Regions from separate parts of the Homo sapiens genome. Here region 2 is linked to region 1. A link is a loop called in an ENCODE intact Hi-C map of the cell type or tissue named here. Cell type or tissue: chondrocyte. All regions are shown on one strand. Links, peaks and the distances in the headings refer to the core of each region. The heading gives the core; the rest is flanking DNA. Region 1 overlaps LINC01839 (long intergenic non-protein coding RNA 1839). Region 2 has its middle 9.2 kb from the start of MIR4448.

Evidence for each region. A loop is a pair of places that touch in the nucleus more often than their neighbours do. Peaks named below come from ENCODE experiments on the same cell type or tissue, not always from the same donor. Only the 100,000 strongest peaks of a DNase experiment are listed, where the experiment ranks them.
Region 2: a loop joins it to region 1, with 13 times the contacts of the local background. A loop is called at or near these places in 26 of 110 quality-filtered maps.

The regions. Positions count from the first base shown.
Region 1 is chr3:184,538,858-184,550,733 of GRCh38, reverse strand. It overlaps LINC01839 (long intergenic non-protein coding RNA 1839), which reads right to left. Exons shown (of 8, transcript XR_924788.3): 7 at 539-1,127. LINC01840 (long intergenic non-protein coding RNA 1840) reads left to right here. Exons shown (of 2, transcript NR_046593.1): 2 at 3,557-4,020. Among named protein-coding and RNA genes, the nearest start is that of LINC01840, 12 kb to the left of the region's middle. In chondrocyte, for the core only: CTCF peaks have their summits at 5,520, 6,584 (motif pointing right), 9,254 and 9,459 (motif pointing right); no DNase peak of the experiment used is centred there.
Region 2 is chr3:183,890,077-183,901,952 of GRCh38, reverse strand. It overlaps the pseudogene CYP2AB1P. Among named protein-coding and RNA genes, the nearest start is that of MIR4448, 9.2 kb to the right of the region's middle. In chondrocyte, for the core only: CTCF peaks have their summits at 6,312 and 6,541 (motif pointing left); no DNase peak of the experiment used is centred there.

The DNA.
Region 1 (11,876 bases), core at 2,301-10,300:
TCACAAGCTTTTACTGAGCTCCCAGTGCAGGAAGGAGAATGCAGAAGAGTAAGGTAGTGTCACTGTCCTTGGGGGAGTGATTGTGCTGTGACAGACATATGTACATGTGCATGGATGCAGATACACATATGCACACACTCATGGGGGTAACACATGGGGCACAAAAGCAAAAGTGTGCAACTCTCATCTGGGCAAACATCTGGGAGGCGGTGGCTCCACAAAGACTTCATGGAGTTGGTGGCCCCAGAGGAGTCTTGAAGCTCCATTGGCAAGAGCAATCCTCAATGGGCCTGCCCTTCCAAGTAAGAGCCTAGGTTTCCAAAGCTGCTTAGTTGGAAATCCTTTGTGGACCTGTTGCTAAGAATAAGCCCTTGTCACATGAGCACACTGCTGAGCTGAAGGCCTTCTCTCAGAGGTGGCACAATACTGGAAGGGAACCATCGAATGCGGATGCCCTGAGCTGTCACCCCCACAGATTCCCATTGTGTCCCATCATTTCCTCCGGAAGTTTCAATGTTGGAAGGCCGACCTGACCTACCTCTTCAGGTTGAACAAATGGCCCAATTATCTGTGTACGATCTCAGATTGTCTTGAGCTGAATGGATGGGAATGGGGGGGCGGCTGTCTTGAAAAGAAAATGCCAGAGGGAGTCCAGCCATCCGCAAGCTGTTAGCTGGAGCCGATTGCCCACAAAGGATCCCTTTGTTATTCCAGGAGGTGTTGTCACAAGAGCTTGGCCACAGCTCTCGAAGCACATCCAGGAACAGTTCTAGTGAGAGCGTTGGCAGGGAGCTCTGTCTGGTGGCCTGGAACAGATTCTAATCTTGAGGAGACTGGGAGGGGTAACACCCGCCAACCTGCTTAGCACCACCTGCCCGGGAGCTGGCCGTCCCATGGGCAGTGACCAGGGAGCATGGCCAGCACTCCGCAGTGATGGGGCCAGAGCTTCTCAAGGAAAGGGCTTGTGAGTTTCTGGCTAGCTTCTTCTCTGAAAGCTTCCAGGGGCTCCTGCTTCCATCTTAAACAACTGTGGGACAATAGCAGAAACAATGGCAAGTGTTCCCCTGTGGTTTGTATAACAGGCTCTCCATCATTCAGTCTTCCCCACGTTGGCCACAGCAGAGTATCTGTGGATAGGAAATTGATGTGAATTCCCACCCTCCTACAGTAGGTGGCCATATAAATTATCTTTCAAGCCTGAACACCTTGAAGAGTCAAAGGTGGTGCTATTAATAATTACACTGGGACAACTGGCCTGAATTGGGACCACCTTGGGCAAATCTAGGAGTTTGGGCTCCCTACTTAGTCCTTTAAACAAAAGGTCAAGACGAAAGGATGATGCCTTGAGGCAGATTGTTGGTGGAGATGGCCAAGAAACCTTTCCAAAGGCCTCTTTTGCTTCATGTCTTTCACTCCATGTTTTGCAACAGGATGTTCTGAATCAATATTGGCTCAGCTTTGCCTCAGTGACCTCCATCCAGGCTTTGCCGAGGATGTCACAGCCAAGAACATGGTCTAGCTGTAGTTCTCTGTGCAACTATTCTCCCAAAAGGTTGTTAGGGACTGTATAAAGAATATAGGCTTGTGGCTGGGTGCAGTGGCTCATGCCTGTAATCCCAGCACTTTGGGAGGCCGAGGCAGACGGATCACCTGAGATCAGGAGTTTGAGACCGGCCTGGCCAACATGGTGAAATCCCATCTCTACTAAAAAAAAAAAAATACAAAAATTAGCAGGGCATGGTGGCGGGCACCTGTAATCCCAGCTACTCTGGAGGCTGAGGCAGGAGAATTGTTTGAACCCAGGAGACAGAGGTTGCAGTGAGCCGAGACCGTACCACTGCACTCCAGCCTGGGAGACAGAGCAAGACTCTGTCTCAAAAAAAAAAAAAAAAAAGAATGTAGGCTTGTACATGTGAAATGTGGCTATACTAAGTGTGAGTGAGGGCACAGAGCAACAGAAACTGGCACACGCTGGCATGAGGGTAACCTGCATGACAGACGGGAAAAGCACCATACCCTCAGCCCAGTAACCACCCCGGGTGTACACCCTTGGGAAAGTCTCACACATGTGCAGGATATCAGAACAAAAATCGTTGTAGCAGCATTATCTATAACAGTAAAAAACGGGAAGCAAGGCCGGACGCGGTGGCTCATGCCTGTAATCCCAGCACTTTGGGAGGCCGAGGCGGGCGGATCACGAGGTCAGGAGATCGAGACCATCCTGGCCAACACGGTGAAACCCCGTCTCTACTGAAAATACAAAAAATTAGCCGGACGCGGTGGCGGGCGCCTGTAGTCCCAGCTACTTGGGAGGCTGAGGCAGGAGAATGGCGTGAACCCCAGAGGCGGAGCTTGCAGTGAGCCGAGATTGCACCACTGCACCCCAGCCTGGGAGAGAGCAAGACTCTGTCTCAAAAAAAAAAAACGGGAAACAACCTGAAACTTCATCAGCAGAGTCATGGATTTTGAAAAGCAGTAACAATACACAAATTAGAGATATATGTATTCACATGGATAAACGTCACAGACAATTTTAAGAGACAAAAACAAGATGCAGGAGGAGGATTTCTTTCCCATGATGCTGTCTCTACAAGGCTGAAAAACATGCCATCAGATGCAACGTACTGGGTATGGAATCTTGCATGTATGGCAAAGGTATATAGACATAGATGAAAATGATCAACACAAATTCAGGACAGTGGTTGGAGGGGAGAGAGGTGAAGAGGATCAGGGGGGAATACAGACAGCTATACTCTAATAATTTCCTTTTCCTTTTTTCTTTTTTTTTTTTTTTGAGATGGAGTTTTGTTCTTGTTGCCCAGGCTGGAGTGCAATGGCGCAATCTCGGCTCACTGCAACCTTCACCTCCCAGGTTCAAGCGATTCTCTTGCCTCAGCCTCCCCAGTAGCTGGGATTACAGGCATGCACCACCACGCCTAGCTAATTTTTTGTATTTTTAGTAGAGACAGGGTTTCATCATGGCCGGCTGGTCTTGAACTCCTGACCTCAGGTGATCCGCCCACCTTGGCCTCCCAGAGTGCTGGGATTACAGGCATGAGCCACAGTGCCCGGCCAATAGTTTCCTTTTTCACTTGGGCAGTGGATATGCAAGACTCATTCCAGGCTTTTGTATGAGCTAGGTCTGCATTCTAGTTCCAGTCCAGTCCTTCATTTCACATGGCCTTAGATAGACTATGTAACCGTTTCCTTCTCTGTAATGGGGGTACTCAGTTCCCATTTCATAGGGTGGCTGTAAAAATCCTTTCATGTTTTGTAAGGATTTATTTTGTTGCCTACATAAAGGTGTGATCTTGGCTCCTTCTGCAATAAACCCTGACAGCAGGTGCTCCGCAAAGGAAGACGACTGAGCGGGTGCCACAGCTGTACTGGTGGCCTGGTGTACTGGGGTGCAGCTAGGCCTGGTGTGACGTGACCATTTGCAAAGACACCCCCAGCCCCGCCCTGGTGTTTTATGGCCAGGTGCACTGCTCAAACTATTTCTCCTTGTTTCCCTTTCTCTCACTCCCTCCTTCTTTTTTCTCCTGCTCATTCACAGGACTAGAGAGGCAGATCCATGGCCACCAAGCTGTTAAGCGGCAAAACTGGGGATTCGAATCCTGGTGTCTCAGAGATGAAGCACTTCCCAACTAAGCCAGGGGCCCATGACTGTAGTCACCTAACTACCTGGGAATCTTTAAGAAACACCAAAGCCGCCGGGCGCGGTGGCTCACGCCTGTAATCCCAGCACTTTGGGAGGCCAAGGCAGGCAGATCACGAGGTCAGGAGATCGAGACCATGCTGGCTAACACGGTGAAACCCGTCTCTACTAAAAATACAAAAAATTAGCCAGGCGTGGTGGCGGGCGCCTGTAGTCTCAGCTACTCAGGAGGCTGAGGCAGGAGAATGGCGTGAACCCAGGAGGCGGACGGAGCTTGCTGTGAGCCGAGATTGTGCCACTGCACTCCAGCCTGGGGAACAGAGCGAGACTCTGTCTCAAAACAAAAAACAAACAAACAAACAACAACAACAACAAAAAACAAAGAAAAAAGAAACCCCAAAGCCTGGGCCCTGCCCTCACAATCTCTGGATACTCTGACCCCGTGGGTGTGGGAGTTTTCAGACCTCCCTGGGTAATGCTGATGCCCAGCCAGGGCTGAGCTCTCCTACACTCCAGTTCCTGCATGCTCTGCCCTTTGCAATACCCCGTTGTCCTCGTGGCGCTCCTGCTATGAATGAGCCAGCTCCCTCTAGTCTGTGAACTTCCTGACAGCAGAGTTCACGTTTTTCATCTTTATGTCCCCAACATGCAGCACAATCTCTGGCACACTTTTGGAAGAGTGCTTAGAACTCTGCAAGAGAGAGGAACTGAGACTGAGATGAGGAAGTTTCGGGGAGGCAGACAGACTTGGCCTGCCCAATACATGAAGTGTTGACCGAAAGGAAGGGCTGCCCACCATGTATTGAGCTCCCCACTGGAAGAAGTAATCAAGAAGAAGCAGAAGCTGATGCTTCCTAAGGGACTACTGCCTATGTTCAGATTCTATTTGTTTCTCTCCACCATCACCAAAGTGAGCATTTCCACCTCACAGTTCTTATTCCTAGAGGCACAGAGTCTCCTACAGGAAAGCAACAGGGAAATCTACTTCAGCCTCCAGCCAACCCTGTGCAGAAATCCCCTCAGCTGCAGCTCCATCCTCTCTGTAGTGGGGACCTTATTCCACATCGCGAAGTCAGCTTGGACAGCTCTGATGACTAGAAAATTCCTCCTTTCTTGGGTCAAGGTTCATGCTCTGCAACTCCTGTCATTTGGCCCTGGTTCTGCCCTCTGGAGTGGCATCATTCCTTCATCCCACTCATAGGGTTGCATAGGCTGCAGAAAGGACTTTGGATTTTATGTCAAGTGAAATGGGGGCCACATGAAGTATCATTAAACCAGGGGGCAGGGATGGCAACGTGATTTGATTTCTGATTTCAAAAGAACACTGTGGGCCAGGTGCGGTGGCTCCTACCTGTAATCCCAGCACTTTGAGAGGCTGAGGCGGGTGGATCACCTGAGGTCAGGTGTTCGAGACCAGCTTGGCCAACATGGTGAAACACCGTCTCTACTAAATACAAAAAATTATCTGGGTGTGGTGGCGGGCACCTGTAATCCCAGCTACTTGGGAGGCTGAGGCAGGAGAATCGCTTGAACCCAGGAGGCGGGGGTTGCAGTGAGCTGAGATTGCACCATTGCACTTCAGCCTGGGCAACAAGAGCAAGACTCTGTCTCAAAAAAGGAAAAAGAAAAGAAAAGAAACCCACTGTGTTACTGTGTGGAATCTGGATTACAGGGGAGTAACAGGAGAACCCAGCCGATGGGTTGGGAAGCTCCTGGAATCATTCAAACAAGAGATGATGGTAGCTTGGGCAGTGGTGCTAGCAGGGAAGATGGATTTGGGATGTGTTTTGGGTACAGAGCCAGCAAGACTTGCTGATGGATTGGATGTGCATATGCTAGTATTTGCCTAGTATAAGAGAATCTTGGCCTTATGTGTCATCTTTATTAACAAGAAATAGCTAAATTTAAAATATTCGTATTTTCGTATGCAGAGGATGGATAATTTAATCTATTCATGATTACTGAGATCGCTTTTGTTTTGATTTCTATCTCTGCGTTGTTGTTGCTTTTCTGGTTGTTATCTTTATTCTCATTCCTGATTTTCTAGATTTATTGTCTTGTTTCTTATCTCTTCCCCTATTTTCTTTTCCCCTTTTAAACAAGTTACTTGTAACATATCTGACATACAAGCATTCATGTCTTTCTTCCCTTTCTACATGGATAATAAGGGAATCTGTGGAGGCATTTCTGCCTGAAAAGAAGAGAAAGCAGAGGAGGAGGAGGAAGGGGAGAGGAGGAGGAGGGGGAGGAGGAAGAGAAGCAGAGGAGGAGGAGGAAGGGGAGAGGAGGAGGAGGGGGGAGGAGGAGGAGAGGGAGGAGGGGGGAACAGGAGGAGTAGGAGGAAGAGGAGTAGGAGGGGGAGGAGCAGGAGGGGGAGAAGGAGGAGGAGAAGGAGGAGGAGGGGGAGGAGGAGGAGTAGGAGGGGGAGGAGGAGGAGGGGGAGAAGGAGGAGGAGGGGAGGAGGAGTAGGAGGGGGAGGAGGAGGAGTAGGAGGGGGAGGAGTAGGAGGGGGAGAAGGAGGAGGAGGAGGGGGAGGAGGGGGAGGAGGAGGAGGGGGAGGAGGAGGAGGAGGGGGAGGAGGAAGAGGAGGAGGAGATGCTTCCTAAGGGGTCGCTGCCTATATTCAGGTTCCATTGGTTTCTCTCCACCATCACTGAAATGGGCATTTCCACCTCACAGTTCTTATTGCTAGAGGTACAGGAATAACTGTACCTCCGGACTCCCAACATCAGTCTCCTCCCCAGCCTGACCCCAGCCTCACCCTCACACAGCCTCAGCTCCCACTGAGCCCCACTCTCTGCAAGGCGGAGGGCTGACCAAAAGCGAAGAAGGCCAGGCGGTTGGATTCTCAGGGCCGGCTTACCTGTCAAGGACAAGCGGAACCTCAAACCTAGAGAAGTTCAGAGAAAATCCACCAGAGGGCACTGCAGCACTGCCCTGGAAAGAACATCCCGCGACCGCTTTTTCCCAATTAGCAAAGCACTACCGTATTGAGCACCCGTTAGCACAAAGCCCTGGGCGAGAGGCTGAGATGCAAAGATCAGGGCACAGGTGCTGCCCACTGCCACGTCGCGGGGGTGGGGGGGTGCTCAGAGCCCCTGGAGAGGGGTGAGAAGGTGGCACCCAGGCAGGGTGCCCTGCTTCTGGGGACTTTAATTATAGGACACACGCATACGTACAACCACACAACACATACATACACCAAGTAGACAACACACATATGAGCAACACCCACACTCACACCACACAAACAACACACACACACACACATACACACACCACACAAGCCACATACACACACCCTGCAGCCCTGGGCACCTGTGAGGGGCCAGCTGTGGGCAGACCCTGGGCCACAGAGGAGGTAGGGTAGAGACTCTGAGGAGAATGTGGAGCAGAGCATCGGTGAGTTTATAGCTTGAGAAAACAACCCCCATGGCCCCCAGACAATCCACACATCATTAGAGTTGCTGTAAAATAGCCCTATTAAAACGCACACATGTTAACCACATGCTACCCAAGGGTTATATGAACTCATCGATACCCACTCGCACATTAGCACAGATTTGCTGGGCGCTGAGGTTGGGGTGGGGAATCTTTTGCCAGAGGGTCACAGGGGAGGAGAATGCTAGCCAGCGTTTAAGGAGTGCTGATTGGGTGCAGACACTGTGCTGGTGGGGAGGGGTGCTTTCCTTCTCTTAATGCTCACAGACCACTGTGCTGTGGGCTAAAATATTATCCCCATTTGGGGCTGGGCATGGTGGCTCATGCCTGTAATACCAGCACTTTGGGAGGCCAAGGTGGGCAGATCACGAGGTCAGGAGTTCAAGACCAGCCTGACCAACGTGGTGAAACCCCGTTTCTACCAAAAATACAAAAATTAGCCAGGTGTGGTGGTGCGCGCCTGTAATTGCAGTTTCTTGGGAGGCTGAGGCAGGAGAATCGCTTGAACCTGGGAGGCGGAGGTTACAGTGAGCTGAGATCACATCACTACACTCCAGCCTGGGTGACAGAGTGAGACTCCATCTCCAAAAAAAAAAAAAAAAAAAAAAAAATTATCCCCATTTTACAGAGGAGGACACCAAGGCTCAGAGAAGTGAAGTGGCTTGCCCAGGATCACATAGCTAGTAGGTGGAGGAGCTGGGATTCTAACTCTGCCCCGAAGGAACTCACAGTTAGTTGGGGCAATGTATACAGAAAAAGACCCTAAACGACACAAGAGCATCTAACAAAGAGCAACTTCATTTTCTTTCTTCCTCCCCTTTCTTTCTCTTCTCCCTTTCTTTCCCTCCCTCCCTCCTTCCCTTCCTTCCTTCCTTCTTTCCTTCCTTCCTTCCCTTCTCTCTCTCCCCTCTCTGTCTCTCTCTCTCCCCCCTCCCCCCTTCTCCCATCTGTTTCTCTCTCTTTCTACCTCTCTCTCTCTCCCCTTGCCCTGTCTGTCTGTCTCTCTCGTCTGTCTCTCTCTCTCTCCCCGCCCCCCCCCCCCCCACCTCTGTCTCTCTCCCTCTCTCTCTCTTTCTCTCCTTCCAGGACTTAACATGCCCCATTTGCATTCACAAGAGCTTCCCCTGAGAAGGAAGTGGCAGCCCCTGCTCAGGCTGCCCTACCCTAATGACTCCAGGTAGCCTTGTGTCATCTACAGATGCAGCCTGTCGCCTGAAACCTCTGGCCCAGCAGATATTATGGTGCTGAAAGATCAATGGCGGGGAAAGACGCCTGTGGCGATTGTGCAGGCTCGGGTGGGAGACTCACAGCGAGCCCTCTGAGATCTCTAGCAAGGCCATGCCAGCTGCAGCGAGGACTACATGCCAAAAAATAAATTAAATAAAATAAGAAACTGCCACGGAGGACCAAGTGACTGTGCAACCAGAACTGCCCATTGTGAGCTGGGTCTCGTCGGTCCCATTGTGAGCTGGGTCTCGTCGTCCTCCCAAGCTGTAAGGCCAAGCAGGCTCAGCAGCAGCCCGTTGTAAGATGGAGGTGCGTCCTCCAGGATTGAAGTGAGTGGACAGCAAGCCGCAGGGCCCCCACCCCAGCTCATGCCCATGATTCTATGGGTTCCTGTCCAACCAGCCAAAGCGGGGAGGAAAAGCCTGAACTTGGGGTACAGATGGGTCAGCTCCACATGTATGTGCAAACTAAAAATGATGGCAGCCTCACTCAGGGGTGGATTGGAAAAAATTATTGGAAATCATTTTGGAATTTTCCAATAGTTTTGGAATTATTTTGGAATAATTTTCCAATAATTTTGGAAACTATTTCTCCAAAATTATTGGAGAAAATCCTCCAATAAATAGGCGGAGTTTCAGATGGTGCAGCTAATCATCCCCTTTGTGTGGAAAGAGAAGGGTCCCAAAGTTAAGATATGTACAACTCATGGGTAGTGGCTGATGGCTCAGCTGAGTGGTTGGAGGCTGGGACCTGAAGGAAAAAGGCTGGAAGATGAGGAGCAGCAGGTCTGGGCTGGAGGATGTGTCTGGACATTTGGGAGTGGGCCCAAGTGTGAAGGTCTTTGTAGCGCATGTTCACAGCTGCCAGAGAGCATCCACTGCGGACAGGCACTGAACAACCAACTAGACAAAATGACCTGGTCAACCTCCATCAGCCTTCCTTTGCCATTGGACAGCCCATTGCCGGCATGATGGGCACAGTGGCCACGGTGCAGAGATGGAGGCTACTCGAGACCCAGCAGCTTGATTCCTCCTCACCAAGCCCCATCTAGGTGGATCTAGATACTTCCCTTAAATTCCAACCTGCTCGGATGCCAGTGAAGACAGGGCGCCTTGTAAGAGTCACCAGCAGGGGGCGGTGGCAGAACAGGTACAACCTTTGGCAGCAAAGGACTCACCTGTGGAGAAACTCCAGCGGAGGGAGGACGCATGTTTCCCTTTTCCTTGTTACAGAGTAGAGCCATGGAAACTTCAGGAACTGGGGAGAATCCCAGTTCTACCCAGGGTGGGCCAAGTAAAGAAGGCTCTTGATACGTTCAAGAGTAGGTTAAAAAGCTTGACTAATGCTGAACTGAGGGGCTAGAGGAAAAGGTGATTTCTATTTTCTTTTTTATTTAAAAACCCATTATATTGTATTAGAGTTTTAAGGTCTTTCTTTCTTTCTCTTTCTTCTTTCTTTCTTTCTTTCTCTCTCTCTTTCTCTTTCTTTCTTCTTTCTTTCTTTCTTTTTCTTTCTTTCCTTTTAGACGGAGTTTTGCTCTTTTTGCCCAGGCTGGAGTGCAATGGCGCAATCTCGGCTCACTGCAACCTCTACCTCCCTGGTTCAAGCAATTCTCCTGCCTCAGCCTCCCAAGTAGCTGAGATTACCGGCGCCTGCCACCATGCCCAGCTAATTTTGTAGTTTTAGTGAGACAGGGTTTCACCATGTTGGCCAGGCTGGTCTCGAACTCCTGACCTCAGGTGATCCACCTGCCTCGGCCTCCCAAAGTGCTGGGATTACAGGTGTGAGTCACCGCGCCTGGCCAGGGTTTCAAGGTTTTCAAAGCACCCTCAGGTAGTTTTTTTGTTTTTTTGTTTTTTTTTTTTTTTTGTAGTGAAGCTGCAAAACAATCTTGAGAAGTGGATATTATCATCCTCAAGAAAATACAGGCTCAGACACGTTAGCCAACTTGTTTCAGGTCACAGCTGGACAGAGAGGCTGGACCTGAACCCGGGCCCTTCCAAGTCAAATGACTTGGATTCAGACTCAATTTTGCCACCGCTGGATTTTTGGTCCTAAGAGAGAGCCTCGGCTTTCTCTGGACCTTGGTTTCCCTCCCACTGAGGGAGAACAGCAACCTTAGTCATCAGTCCTTAAGCTTTGGCCTTACCACACCTGTGCAACCGGTGGGGGCGCTGGAGCCTGCTGGTACCAGGCTGCCCCAGAGCCCCTTGTTGAACGTTCACAGCACCCCACTGCGTGCAGGCCAAGGTGGAAAATGGTTGACATACTTTTGAACCAAGAAATAGATGTATCGTGTACAAAATTTAAAAAAACAAATGTCCCTCCCTGTCTTGCCCGTGGTAAGCCTTTCCCCTCCCAGGAGGCCACTGCTGTTACCAGTTGTCTTGTGTGATCCGTGTTCATATCAAACAGCGAGCTCTGCTGGGCCAGGCGGTTCCCCTGCGGCCACAGGCGTCCCAGGATGTGCCAGGTTCAGGTTCAGCTGCCATGAAGCACTTCTCTATGGTAGGCTCTTACACCGATATTGCCACTATTTTTTTTTTTCTCTTTTGAGACAGAGATTCGCTCTTGTTGCCCAGGCTGGAGTGCAATGGCACAATCTTGGCTCACCGCAAACTCCGCCTCCCAGGTTCGAGCGATTCTCCTGCCTCAGCCTCCTGAGTAGCTGGGATTACAGGCATGCGCCACCACACCCAGCTAATTTTGTATTTTTAGTAGAGACGGGGTTTCTCCATGTTGGTCAGGCTGGTTTCGAACTCCCGACCTCAGGTGATCCACCCACCTCGGCCTCCCAAAGTGCCGGGATTACAGGCGTGAGCCACCTCGCCTGGCCCTGCCTCTTTTAATTCTAAACAAAAACACAAAACCTGTAAGGTAGCATTAAGACTCCTAGTTTGGCTAAAGTCACCCAATAAGACAATGATTCCACCTGGGCCCAGCTCTAGGTCCTGTAACGCCTTTGCCTGAACCACTGCTCCAAAGCCACCTGCAAAATCAGCCTATGCATGCCCCCACATCTCCCACCCACAAGCAGCAGCGGCACTGCTGGAGCCACCACAGCTCTTGAGTTTGCCAGTTGTTAGTTCTCGTTATGTGCTGCGTGTGTGCATGTGCTGTGTGTGTGTGTGAGCCAGCGTGCACCTGCACGTCTTTCTATGGAGACTGTGAGCTCCCTGAGGGAGGCAGCCTGTGATGCCTGCTGCCAACCTCCCTGCGCCAAGAGCTAAGGTGCCAATGACTCCTCAGTGACAAGTGGAGGGAGGCTCGTGTGGCTGGAACCAAGGCCCCCTTCCACAGCACCTCCACCTCACGGCACACTCTGGCCCTGTTTTTCCTGGAATCTCCTCCCCTGCCCCAGAGTAGGCTGCCACAATCCAGGTGGGGACACCAGAGAACATGGGGCCCCAAATGTAGGGCGTTATCCTAAAGCCAAGCTCTCATCCAGTGTCTGGCTGTTCTCAGCTCCACCAAGTACACACAGGAGCACTGGAAAGACACCACAGCTCCTTATCCCCGGAGCCTGCCTGCACCTGTGACTGCCTCCCAG
Region 2 (11,876 bases), core at 1,638-9,637, 650 kb after region 1:
CCATGCCTGGCTAATTTTCGTTGTTTTTGTTGTTGTTGTTGCTTTGTTTTTTTGCAGAGATGCAGTTTCACCATGTTGCCCAGGTTGGTCTCGAGCATAGTTGAAGATGATAGCTCTCTGGTGATCCAGCTTGAGATAGCTTTCCGAGCAGATTTTTGACGTGAGCTGGACAATAACATGAGGACACCTGCTCTTTGCCCAGGCTTGCTGTGTGCTGAGGGCTTTGTGCCCACGGTGTCATTCGGTACAATGGTGCTCTGTATTGTTGACGGAGCCTTGCAGATCCTAGATGACAGATGTTGAATTACTTACCTATCTTACTGTGTAACAAATTACCCCAAAACTTAGTGGCTTAGAACAACAGCATTTATCATTTCACAGTTTCTGAGGGTTAGGAAAATGGGTGTGGCTCAGCTGGATGCCTCTGACTCAAGGTCTCTCATGAGGTTACCATCAAGTTGTTGTTGGGGCTACAGTGTCACCTGAAGACTCCCCTAGGGGAGGCTCCACTTCAAGCTCACTTACATGGAGGTCTTCAGGACCCGGTTGCTCATGAACTGTTGGCTGGAGACCTTCAGTTCCTTGACACATGGGCCTCTGCATAGGGTAGCTCAAAACATGGCAGCTGAACCCCATCAGAGAGAGCAAGCAAGAGGGCACCCAAAATAGAAGCAATGGTCTTTTTGTAACCTAATCTTAGATGTGATATCCCATTGCTTTTGCCATATTCTTTTTTTTTGAGACAGAATCTCGCTCTGTCACCCCAGGCTGGAGTGCAGTGGTGCAATCTCAGCTCAGTGCAGCCTCTGCCTCCTGGGCTCAAGCAATTCTCCTGCCTCAGCCTCCCGAGTAGCTGTGATTACAGGCATGTGCCACCATGCCTGGCTAATTTTTGTATATTTTAGTAGAGATGGAGTTTACCATGTTGGCCAGGCTGGTCTTGAACTCCTGACCTCGAGTGATTGGCCTGCCTCAGCCTACCAAGGTGCTGGGATTACGGGTGTGAGCCACCGCACCCGGCCGCTTTTGCCATATTCTATTTGTTGGGTTTGTTGTTGTTGTTGTTGTTGGTTTGAGACAGTGTCTCCCTCTGTTGCCTGGGTTGGAGTGAAGGGACACAATAATAGCTCACTGCAGCCTCAACCTCCCAGGCTTGGGTGATCCTCCCACCTCAGCTGCCTGAGTAGCTGGAACTACAGGCACCACATTGTGCCACCACAATGGGCTAATTTTTAAATTTTTGGTAGAGATGGGGTTTCACCATGTTGCCTAGGTTGGTCTCAAATTCCTGGGCTCAAGTGATCCTCCCACCTTGGCCTTCCAGAGTGCTGGGATTCCATGCATGAGCCACTGCGTCTGGCCCATTTTCTATTTGTTAGAAGTGAGTTACTAAATCCATCCTATCCTCAAGGGGAGGGGATTACACAAAGGTGTGTATCCTGGGAGTCAAGGCTAACTGGGGTAACTATCGGGGAATCTGTCCCGATAGTCACGTAGGTTCTTTTCTGTTTTTCCTAAGCGTCGGCCAGCTTGAGAAATAAAGGGACGAGTACAAAAGAGAGAAATTTTAAAGCTGGGCGTCTGGGGGAGACATCACGTGTCGGTGGGTTCCGTGATGCCCCACAAGCCGCAAAAACCAGCAAGTTTTTATTAGGGATTTTCAAAAGGGGAGGGAATGTGCAAATAGGTGTGGGTCACAGACATCAAGTACTTTACAAGGTAATGGAATATCACAAGGCAAGTGGAGGCAGGGCAAGATCACAGGACCACAGGACTGGGGCAAAATTAAAATTGCTAATGAAGTTTCGGGCACCATGGTCATTGATAACATCTTATCAGGAGACAGGGTTTTGAGAGCAACTGGTCTGACCAAAAATTTATTAGGCGGGAATTTCCTCTTCCTAATAAGCCTGGGAGTGCTATGGGAGACTGGGGTCTATTTCACCCCTATAGCCTCGACCATAAGAGACAGGCACACCTAGGGGGGCCGTTTATAGGCCTATACCCCCAGGCGCGTATTCTCTTTCCCAGGGATCTTCCTTGCTGAGAAAAAGAATTCAGTGATATTTCTCCCATTTGCTTTTGAAAGAAGAGAAATATGGCTCTGTTCCACCCGGCTCATCGGTGGTCAGAGTTTAAGGTTATCTCTCGTATTCCCTGAACAATTGCTGTTATCCTGTTCTTTTTTCAAGGTGCCCAGATTTCATATCATTTAAACAGACATGCTCTACAATTTGTGCAGTTAATGCAATTATCACAAGGTTCTGAGGCAACATACATCCTCCTCAGCTGACAGGATTAAGAGATTAAAGTAAAGACAGGCATAGGAAATCACAAGGGTATTGACTGGGGAAGTGATAAGTGTCCATGAAATCTTTACAATTTATGTTTAGAGATTGCAGTAAAGACAGGCATAAGAAATTATAAAAGTATTAATTTGGGGAACTAATAAATGTCCGTGAAATCTTCACAATCCAGGTTCTTCTGCCATGGCTTCAGCCAGTCCCTCCGTTCGGGGTCCCTGACTTCCCGCAACAGGTAACATACCAACATGTGTAGGTGGTGAGGTTGCCATTTTAATGAAAATGAAACAGAGCGACTCATCTTGGTGCCCTGGTGCAGGGTGATGCCTCTGTACATAGAGGTGGTGGCGGGAGCCCTGAGACTTTCCTCGGAAAGGAGCTTTGGCTCTGCCCCGAGTACTGCCCTGGAGTACAGTGGTGTGATCTCAGCTCACTGCAGCCTCCACCTCCGGGGCTCAAGCAATTCTCCCACCTCATCCTCCCAAGTAGCTGGTATTACAGGCACGTGCCACCACGTCCAGCTAATTTTTATTATTTTTATTTTTTTTTTAATTTGTAGTAAAGACGGGGTTTCACCAGGTTGGCCAGGCTGGTCTTGAACTCCTGCCTCTGCCTCTCAAAGTGCTGGGATTACAGGCATAAGCCGCCATGCCCAGCCCCATTATTAACTTATTATTAATTTGCCCAGACTTGAGGTTCCTTCCTCCACAGATTTTTTTCTTCACAGAAGCCCTATCCTTCGGACGCTTTGTTGCTGTTTCTTTTCCATAGATAGAGAAACTTCAGCATAGGCAGCTTAAGAAACTGCCCAAACACAGCTAGTAAGTGACTTAGCTGAGTTTCAAATGCATGTCCCTCTGACTCTAAAGTGTTTTCTTTTCCTACCATATGCCCTGCTGTTTGTATTTATACGAAAATGCCACTCTAGGTAAGTGAACCAATGTGTTCAATGGAGATGTTTTACACTGTCATTCTGTCCTTGGCAGAAATTGGCCAGCAAGTTTACAGGTTTGTCAAGAGTCTCTGGGAAAGTGGATAGGACCAGGGCATCAGGTCATCTTGCTGCTGGCGTGGCAGAAGGACCCAGGCCCAGGTTGTCTAGAAGCTGTGCCAACTTAAGTTAAAAAGAGGGGGCCAGGGTACTGCTCTGTGTTATGCCGTTTGGGATTAGAAATTTCCTTATTAAGAGCTCATTCCTGCCAATTTGATTCTAGGACTTGTTCTGTGATAAAGGCTCCAGGGGCCCATTAACGAGCTGAAATCAATATTGAGCTTTTACAACTTGGACGAGAGATGTCTGCTGAAAGTGGAATCAAAGCTTGACAGTAGATCATTAAATGTTACAGATATTCCTAAACTGTTCCTAACCATTTCATCAGCTGAGTGATCGTGACAACAGCAATAGTCCCTGATACGACGGTTGCACTTCCAGCCTGTCTCTCTTCTCAGACATTCTATTTGATTGCGAATTCCAAATTGCCATTTACTGGGCAGAAGCTGGCACAGCGACCCCAGGAGGTACCCAGCAGGTAGATGGTTCTACAGTCTGGGGAAGTGGAGGGCGGTTGTTGCGGGGGGCGGGGCGCTGTCCTTTTTGCATACTGGATAGGCTGTGCTCTGAACCTGTTCCATGAGCTGAGAACCTCCTTTGCAAGGAGGCCAGAACATCACCCAAAAAAGGACACAAATAATTCTGGAGGGAAAAGAGCATCTTGCTAGGAGCCTCCTCCTCTGAAGGTGATTAGTAAGAACCGTTGCAATGCAGAGGTTACTTAATCCCAGGTAGAGAAAATGGGGGAATTCCCATGACTAGAACTGGGAAATCTATAGCTCACTCAGGCAGCAGCAAGAACACAGGCCTCCCCAACACCTCTGCTTGAAGCTACAGAGTGAGCAAGTCTGGGTGCCCTATTGGTACACATGGCTAGGATGAGGCACCTTGCCTAAGCGTGCCGTACTGCAACAACGGCAAAAAAGAACAATTTCCCCTGAAAACAATTTCTGCATTCTGTTTTTTTTTTTGTTGTTGTTGTTTTGTTTTTTTAGATGGAATCTTGCTCTGTCGCCCAGGCTGGAATGCAGAGGCGTGATCTTGGCTCACTACAACCTTTGCCTGCCTCAGCCTCCCGAGTAGCTGAGACTATAGGCACTTGCCACCACGCCCGACTAATTTTTGTATTTTTAGTAGAGATGGGGTTTCACCGTGTTGGCCAGGCTGGTCTCAAACTCCTGACCTCAAGCGATCCGCCCTGATTGGCCTCCCAAAGTGCTGGGATTACAGGTGTGAGCCACTGCGACCAGCCAGCATCTGCTGCTCCATTTCTGCATTCTTTATTGGTTTCTGTTTAGAATGCAGGCTTCAAACTCGCTAAGCTTTTTTTTTTTTTTTTAATTTCAAGCTTTTTCTTTGGTCAGAATCAAGAATTCTGTAGTCAGCCCTCTGGTCTCTACAGGGATAGCTGGTTTAATTTTGTGGTATTTGGTAAATGAGCCCTGGGGTATGAGGCCTTCCCCGGAATCCCAGAGCTGAGTGTTCTAGGGCTGGGGACCATAACCGACCCCATCCTGGCTCCACTTTGGCCTCCTTATGCTGTTTCCGGTCAGCCCAGGGCCCACATGGTAAGGAGCAGATGTTACCCTGCTCCCATCTGCTTGGTCTGATTCTCTTTCTAATCACTCACTTCTCCTTTGAGATAGAGTGAGGGCTGAGGTGAGGGTGAGAGGGAAGATTTGGGTTTGGGTTTGGGGGAAGGTGAGGGTTGGGGTTAGGTTGAAGGTTAGAGTTGGGCTTATGGTTCATGTTTTCCTCTCCCCAACCCTAAAGAGTGAAGCTTGCTGTCTCCTCTCTGTCTTTCCATCACTCAGTTCCTCTTTCTCTGCTTGTTTGCCATTCCATTTCTCCTCGTTCTGTCTCTTCCTCTTAACACCCACGTGTGCACACATCCCCTGCCCCAGTGTGTATTGTCCTGGGCTGTCCTTGGCCCCTTCCAGACATGCCCCCAGCTGTTGGCCTTCTCTGTAGGAGGCAATGGCTTCATGTCCCTAGACGTGGCTGGGAGTCTTCAGGACAAAGCTGGGCAGTCCTTAGCCAGGAGGGTGTCCTGCTCAGCTCCTTCACTGATGTGAGCCTGGAGGAAGGGCAGCCTGAGGGCCGGCTGCTGAGTCTCCTCAAGGCCCCTGGACTACTCCCACCAACACACTGGGTATTCTCCAAGCTCACTGTGGCTCAGTGTCAGGGCTGGGTACTGGGTACCATCTGAGGCTCCCTGAGCCACACCAGCATCTCTCTGCAGGGCACCATCATCTTACCCAACCTGGCCTCTGTGCTCTATGACCCTGAGTGCTGGGAGACCCCTCGACAGTTCAACCCTGGCCACTTCTCGGACAAGGATGGAAACTTTGTGGCCAATGAGGCCTTCCTGCCATTCTCTGCAGGTACTAGGCACAGAGCTGGATCCTGGGTGGTGGGTGGGGCTGTGGTGGGACAGACACAGGGACAGCTGCCACCTCTGACTTTTCTCTCTGTTTCCAGGGCATCGTGTCTACCCAGCAGACCAGCTGGCTCAAATGGAGCTCTTCCTGATGTTTGCCACCCTCCTCAGGACCTTTCGGTTCCAACTGCCAGAAGGGAGCCCGGGGCTCAAGCTGGAGTACATCTTTGGCGGCACTTGGCAACCCCAGCCCCAGGAGATCTGCGCAGTGCCCCGCCTGAGCAGCCCCAGCCCTGGTCCTAGGGAGGATGGCCTGTAGCCACTGGGGGTCTGGAGGCCTGTCCCCCATGAAGTCCTTCCTCAGTCTCTTTTGGTTCCTGCAAAGTTAGAAAAGAGGAGGACCAGGGGTTCATGCAGCTCAGCTGCTCATGGTTGCCCCTAACACAAGCTCTGTGGGGTGACACTGGAGAATAGACTTAGCAAGGATTCTACAGAGGTAGCTCAGTTTGGGTAGTTCAATTCTTAAATTAGGTTAGTTATGCTTTGGCAGGCGAAGATTTTATAAGATTGGTTAAGTTTGGCATTAAATCAGTCCACAAAGTTAATATTGGGGAATCAAGCCTCACAAGGCAGCAGCTAACTAGGTTCAGAGGAAAAGGCAAACTTTCGAGCAAAACTATGAATATAATAATGCATGCAAATGCGAATACTCTAGATGCCGGGGACTGGTAAACCAAAAAAAAAAAAAAAAAAAAAAAAAGTGAAGCGGGGGCAGCTTATTTTCTGCCTTCTCCTGCCCTCTCCTGACCAGAAGGAAGAACTGCAGTTCTCTGCAGACCTGGGGCAGAGAAAGATCTCACCATCTCAATACAGCAAAGCCAGCAGACCATATAACTGTTTCCAGCAAATTCTTCACCAAAGACCCACTTTAGTTTCCACACAAGGGTCCCTAAATTTTGAATCCTTGCATCTCCAGACAAGCCTTGTTTATTAAAAAAGAATGACTTGTGGCTGGGCATGGTGGCTCACACCTGTAATCCCAGCACTTTGGGAGACCGAGGCAGGTGGATCACTTGAGGTCAGAAGTTCAAGACCAACCTGGCAAACATGGTGAAACCCCATCTCTACTAAAAATACAAAAATTACCCGGGCATGGTGGCAGGCACCTGTAATCCCAGCTACTCGGGAGGCTGAGGCAGGAGAATCGCTTGAACCCAGAAGGCAGAGGTTGCAGTGAGCCAAGATCGCACCACTGCTCTCCAGCCTGGGATCCAAGAGTGAAACTGTCTCAAAAACAAACAAACAAACAAACAAACAAACAAAAGCAAAAACAAAGAATGACTTGTGAGTTCCTGGAGGCAGAGGTTGCAGTGGGCGGAGATTATACCACTACAGTCCAACCTGGGTGACAGAGCGAGACTCTGTCTCAGAAAAAAAAAGACTGACTTGCATCAAGGAAATGCAAACTAAAATCAAATGAAATACCATTACATACCGATTAGAACTGCTAAAAAGAAAACCCTGACAATCCCAAGTACTGGAAAAGATGCGAAGCAAATGGAATTCTCATACCCTGCAGGTGGAAATGTAAAAAGGTACGACTACATTGGAAAACAGTTTGGCAATTTCTTGTAAAATTAAACATTACACCACACAACCCAGCAGTCCCAATCTTAGGTATTACCCAAAAGAAATGAAAATATATGTTCACACAAATGCATATCTATGAATTATATGATTCCATTTCTGTGATATTCTTAAAAAGGCAAACCTATAGGGACAGAAAATATTCCATAGATAAGTGGCTGCCAGGATTCGGGAGCAGGGTTATAGGTTGACTGTAAAAAGACATGAGGAAACTTTCTGGGGTAATAGAAATGTTCTGTATCTTGATTGTGGTGATGGTTACACAACTGTATGTGTTTGTCAAAACTCATACAACTGTACACTTAAATGAGTGTTATTGTATATAAGCCATGCCTCAATAAATCTGAGCTTTAAAAAGGAAATGCCTCGGGCCGGACACGTTGGCTCACGCCAGTAATCCTAGCATTTTGAGAGGCCAAGGCGGGCAGATCACCGGAGGTCAGGAGTTCAAGACCAGTCTGGCAAACATGGTGAAGCCCTGTCTACTAAAAATACAAAAAAGTTAACTGGGTATGGTGGCACGTGCCTGTAATCCCAGTTATTCTGAAGGCTGAGGCAGGAGGATCGCTTGAACCTGGGAGGCGGAGGTTGTAGTAAGCAGAGATTGCACCACTGCACTACAGCCTGGGAGACAGAATGAGACTCCATCTCAAAAAAAAAAAGGAAATGCCTTACCTCTCTCTTTTGTGTTATTTAAAGGACGTACATATGAATGAACCAATGTTTCTAATTAGTAGGAGATCAATCATTACTGCTACACCAGGCTGAAAGGAGTCTAACCAGAAATAAAACATGACGTATTGGCCAGGCTTAATGGCTTGCGCCTGTAATCCCAGCACTTTGGAAGGCTGAGGTGGGTGGATCACTTGAGGCCAGGAGTTCAAGATCAGCCTGGGCAACATGGTTAAACCCCCATCTCTACTAAAAATACAAAAATTAGCCGGGCGTGGTGGTGCACACCATAGTCTCAGCTACTTGGGTGACTGAGGCAGGAGAATCGCTTGAACCCAGGAGGCGAAGATTGCAGTGAGCAGAGATCGCGCCACTGCACTTCAGCCTGGCTGACAGAGTAAGACCCTGTCTCATAACAAAACCTAACAAAAAACAAAAACCATGATGTGTGAATTAGCCTCTGGCCTTTCTTCAGGCTTTGTGAAATCCTGGAGCTTTCTCATAGATATCTTATTTTCTGTGCGGTGCCATATCCAGGGCCTCGGGAGTCCAGACTGGGAAGCACTAGGCAAGTGGGGTCCCAGAGAGCAGGAGACAGCCTGGGGTTCTCGGCCCTGGGAGGTCCCACCCTGAGCTGGCAGCTCTCTGTGATCCAGGCAGGATCTGGGGCAGAGAAAACAAAGCCAGGCTCTAATTCACCTGCTTCCTACCTCACTTTCCTAACCCTTTCTCTGTTAGAGCCCCTGTCTGGAGCTTGCAGCCCCTTCTAACACTCATCCTCTCCACCATCCAGCCTCCTGTCTTTGATCCTGTCCAGCCCTCTGCGTGTTATTCCATTGAAAGGCCAACTCCTCCAGGAAGCTTTCCCTCACCTGGACTTTGGCCTTGGTTGAAATCCCAGTTTTGCTCTCAATAACCCAGTCCTTGTGTGCTTCGGTCTCCTCATATGACAAATGGAGGCTTCCTTTAGGATTGTCGGGAGTGACAATGCCCAGCACAGGGCCTGGCGGGTGATGAATGCTCTGTTTATGTTGGCAGGGCTCTCCTTCCCCTAGACAGCATCCAAAAGTACTCGCACCTTTGTTTTTAGCTCTAAAATGATGACGCTGCAGGGAGCCCTTCCCCTGTGGATAGGCTTCCCTTTCAGCTTCCATATCCTCATGACGATATGACAATAGCTGCCATGTGTTGATTGCCAACCGTGTGCTAGGAAGTGCACTGGGCACCTAACATAGACGAAGCCATTTAAATACCAAAGTGACAAGGTAGATACAATTATCTGAATTAATTAATTAATTTTTGAGATGGAGTCTCACTCTGTCACCCAGGCTGGAGTTCAGTGATCTTGGCTCACTGCAACCCCCACCTCCCGGGTTCAAGCAGTTCTCCTGCCTCAGCTTCCCGGATAGCTGGGATTATAGGCACGCGCCACCACGCCTGGTTAATTTTTGTATTTTTAGTAGAGACAGGGTTTCACCATGTTGACCAGGCTGGTTTCAAACTCCTGACCTCAGGTGATCTGCCCATCTTCGCCTCCCAAAGTGCTGGGATCACAGGTGTGAGCCACCGGGCCAGCCTGAATTTACAGGAATAAAAGTCAGAAGCTAGCCGGTGAATTAGTTAGAAAGTATCAGAATATCAATAAGCCTCAGTTCCCTCATCTGCAAAGTGGAGATAACAATGCTAACTCATTTGATTGATATTAACATTAAATATAATAATGCGGCCAGGCGCAGTGGCTCACGCCTGTAATCCCAGCACTTTGGGAGGCTGAGGCGGGTGGATTGCCTGAGGTTAGGAGTCCGAGACCAGCCTGGCTAACATGGTGAAGCCCTGTCTCTACTAAAAATACAAAAATTAGCTGGGTGTGGTGGCGCACGCCTGTAGTTCCAGCTACTTGAGAGGCTGAGGCAGGAGAATCGCTTGAACCCGGGAGGCGGAGGTTGCAGTGAGCTGAGATCATGCCACCACACTCTAGCCTGGGTGACAGAACAAGACTCCGTCTCAAAAAAAAAAAATATATATATATATACACACACACACACGTATATATACATATATATACACGTATATATATGTATATGTGTATATATAGTGTATATATGTATATGTGTATATATGTATATGTGTATATATGTATATATACGTGTATATGTGTATATATGTATATATATGTGTATATGTATATATACACGTATATATGTATATATATACGTGTATATATATGTATAATAATGCAGCCGGGTGTGGTGACTCATGCCTATAATCCCAGTACTTTGGGAGGCCAAGGCGGGCAGATCACTTGAGGTCAGGAGTTCGAGACCAGCCTGGCCAAATATGGTGAAACCTTGTCTCTACTAAAAATACAAAAATTAGCCGGACTTAGTGGCGGGCACCTGTAATCCCAGCTACTCGGGAGGCTGAGGCACAAGAATTGCTTGAATCGAGGAGGCGGAGGTTGCAGTGAGCAGAGATGGCACCACTGCACTCTAGCCTGGGCAATATAGCGAGACTATCTCAAAAAAAATAAATAAATAAAAATAAATTTAAAAATATAATAATGCATGAAGAATACCTAGCACAGTCCCTGGTACATGCTAAGTGCCTAATAAATTGCAACTACTAATAATAATCAATAAATATTCCTTCGCCTGGTTCATGGTCAGCACACCTTACCCAGTCCTTCCCTTTGTCAGCTGACTGAGCCCTGGCTGTCCCCTGAGGATGCTCCTGCAGCCTCTGAATGGAGGGTGCTTGTTTCCTGTGCCAGTTCAGGTTCTGATCAGAAAGGGCACGCTCACTCACTCAAATGGAGCAATGAGGAGAGTTTCAGAACAGAGAACACAGAAGCCAATGCATGTGGCTCAAGAAGGGAGGGACTGGGAAGAATAAGTGCTCTAAACTCATTTTTCCCTTATGCTCCGATCTCTTGTTTGTGGCTGTAATTGGCTGAGCCCAGCTAGGAGCCAGAGAGCAAGAGAGCCCATTGATGTAGTCCATAAAGGTCAGCCTCCTGGCCGGGCGCGGTGGCTCACACCTGTAATCCCAGCACTTTGGGAGGCCGAGGCGAGTGGATCACCTGAGGTCAGGAGTTGAAGACCAGCCTGACCAATATGGTGAAACCCTGCCTCTACTAAAAATACAAAAATTAGGCCAGGCACAGTGGCTCACGCCTATAATCCCAACACTTTGGGAGGCTGAGGCAGGCGGATCACAAAGTAAAGAGATCGAGACCATCCTGGCTAACATGGTGAAACCCCATCTCTACTAAAAATACAAAAATTAGCTAGGTGTGGTGGCGTGTGCCTGTAATCCCAGCTACTCAGGAGGCTGAGGCAGGAGAATCGCTTGAACCCAGGAGGCAGAGGTTGCAGTGAGCTGAGATCGTGCCACTGCACTCCAGCCTGGCGACAGAGTGAGACTCTGTCTAAAAAGAAAATAATAAAATACAAAAATTAGCCAGGCATGGTAGGGGGCACTCGTAATCCCAGCTACTCGGGAGGCTGAGGCAGGAGTATCACTTGAACCTGGGAGACGGAGGTTGCAGTGAGCAGAGATCGCACCACTGTGCTCCAGCCTGGGCGAGAGAGCGTCTCAAAAAAAAAAAAAAAGTCAGCCTCCGGTGGCCTGGAGCAGTGTATGAGAGTGAGCTGGAGGGGCAAGCGGAGGATATTCAGCACACCCCAGCCCCAGGCCCCTTAGGTTCCGGAGGTGAGCATCCTCCTCATGCCCTCATAATTCTTCCAGATTACTTGCCCAAAGACCACCTTGACCACATATGTCTCCTCTGCTGAAACTGTCTCCTTTATCTCTAGCACCTCTT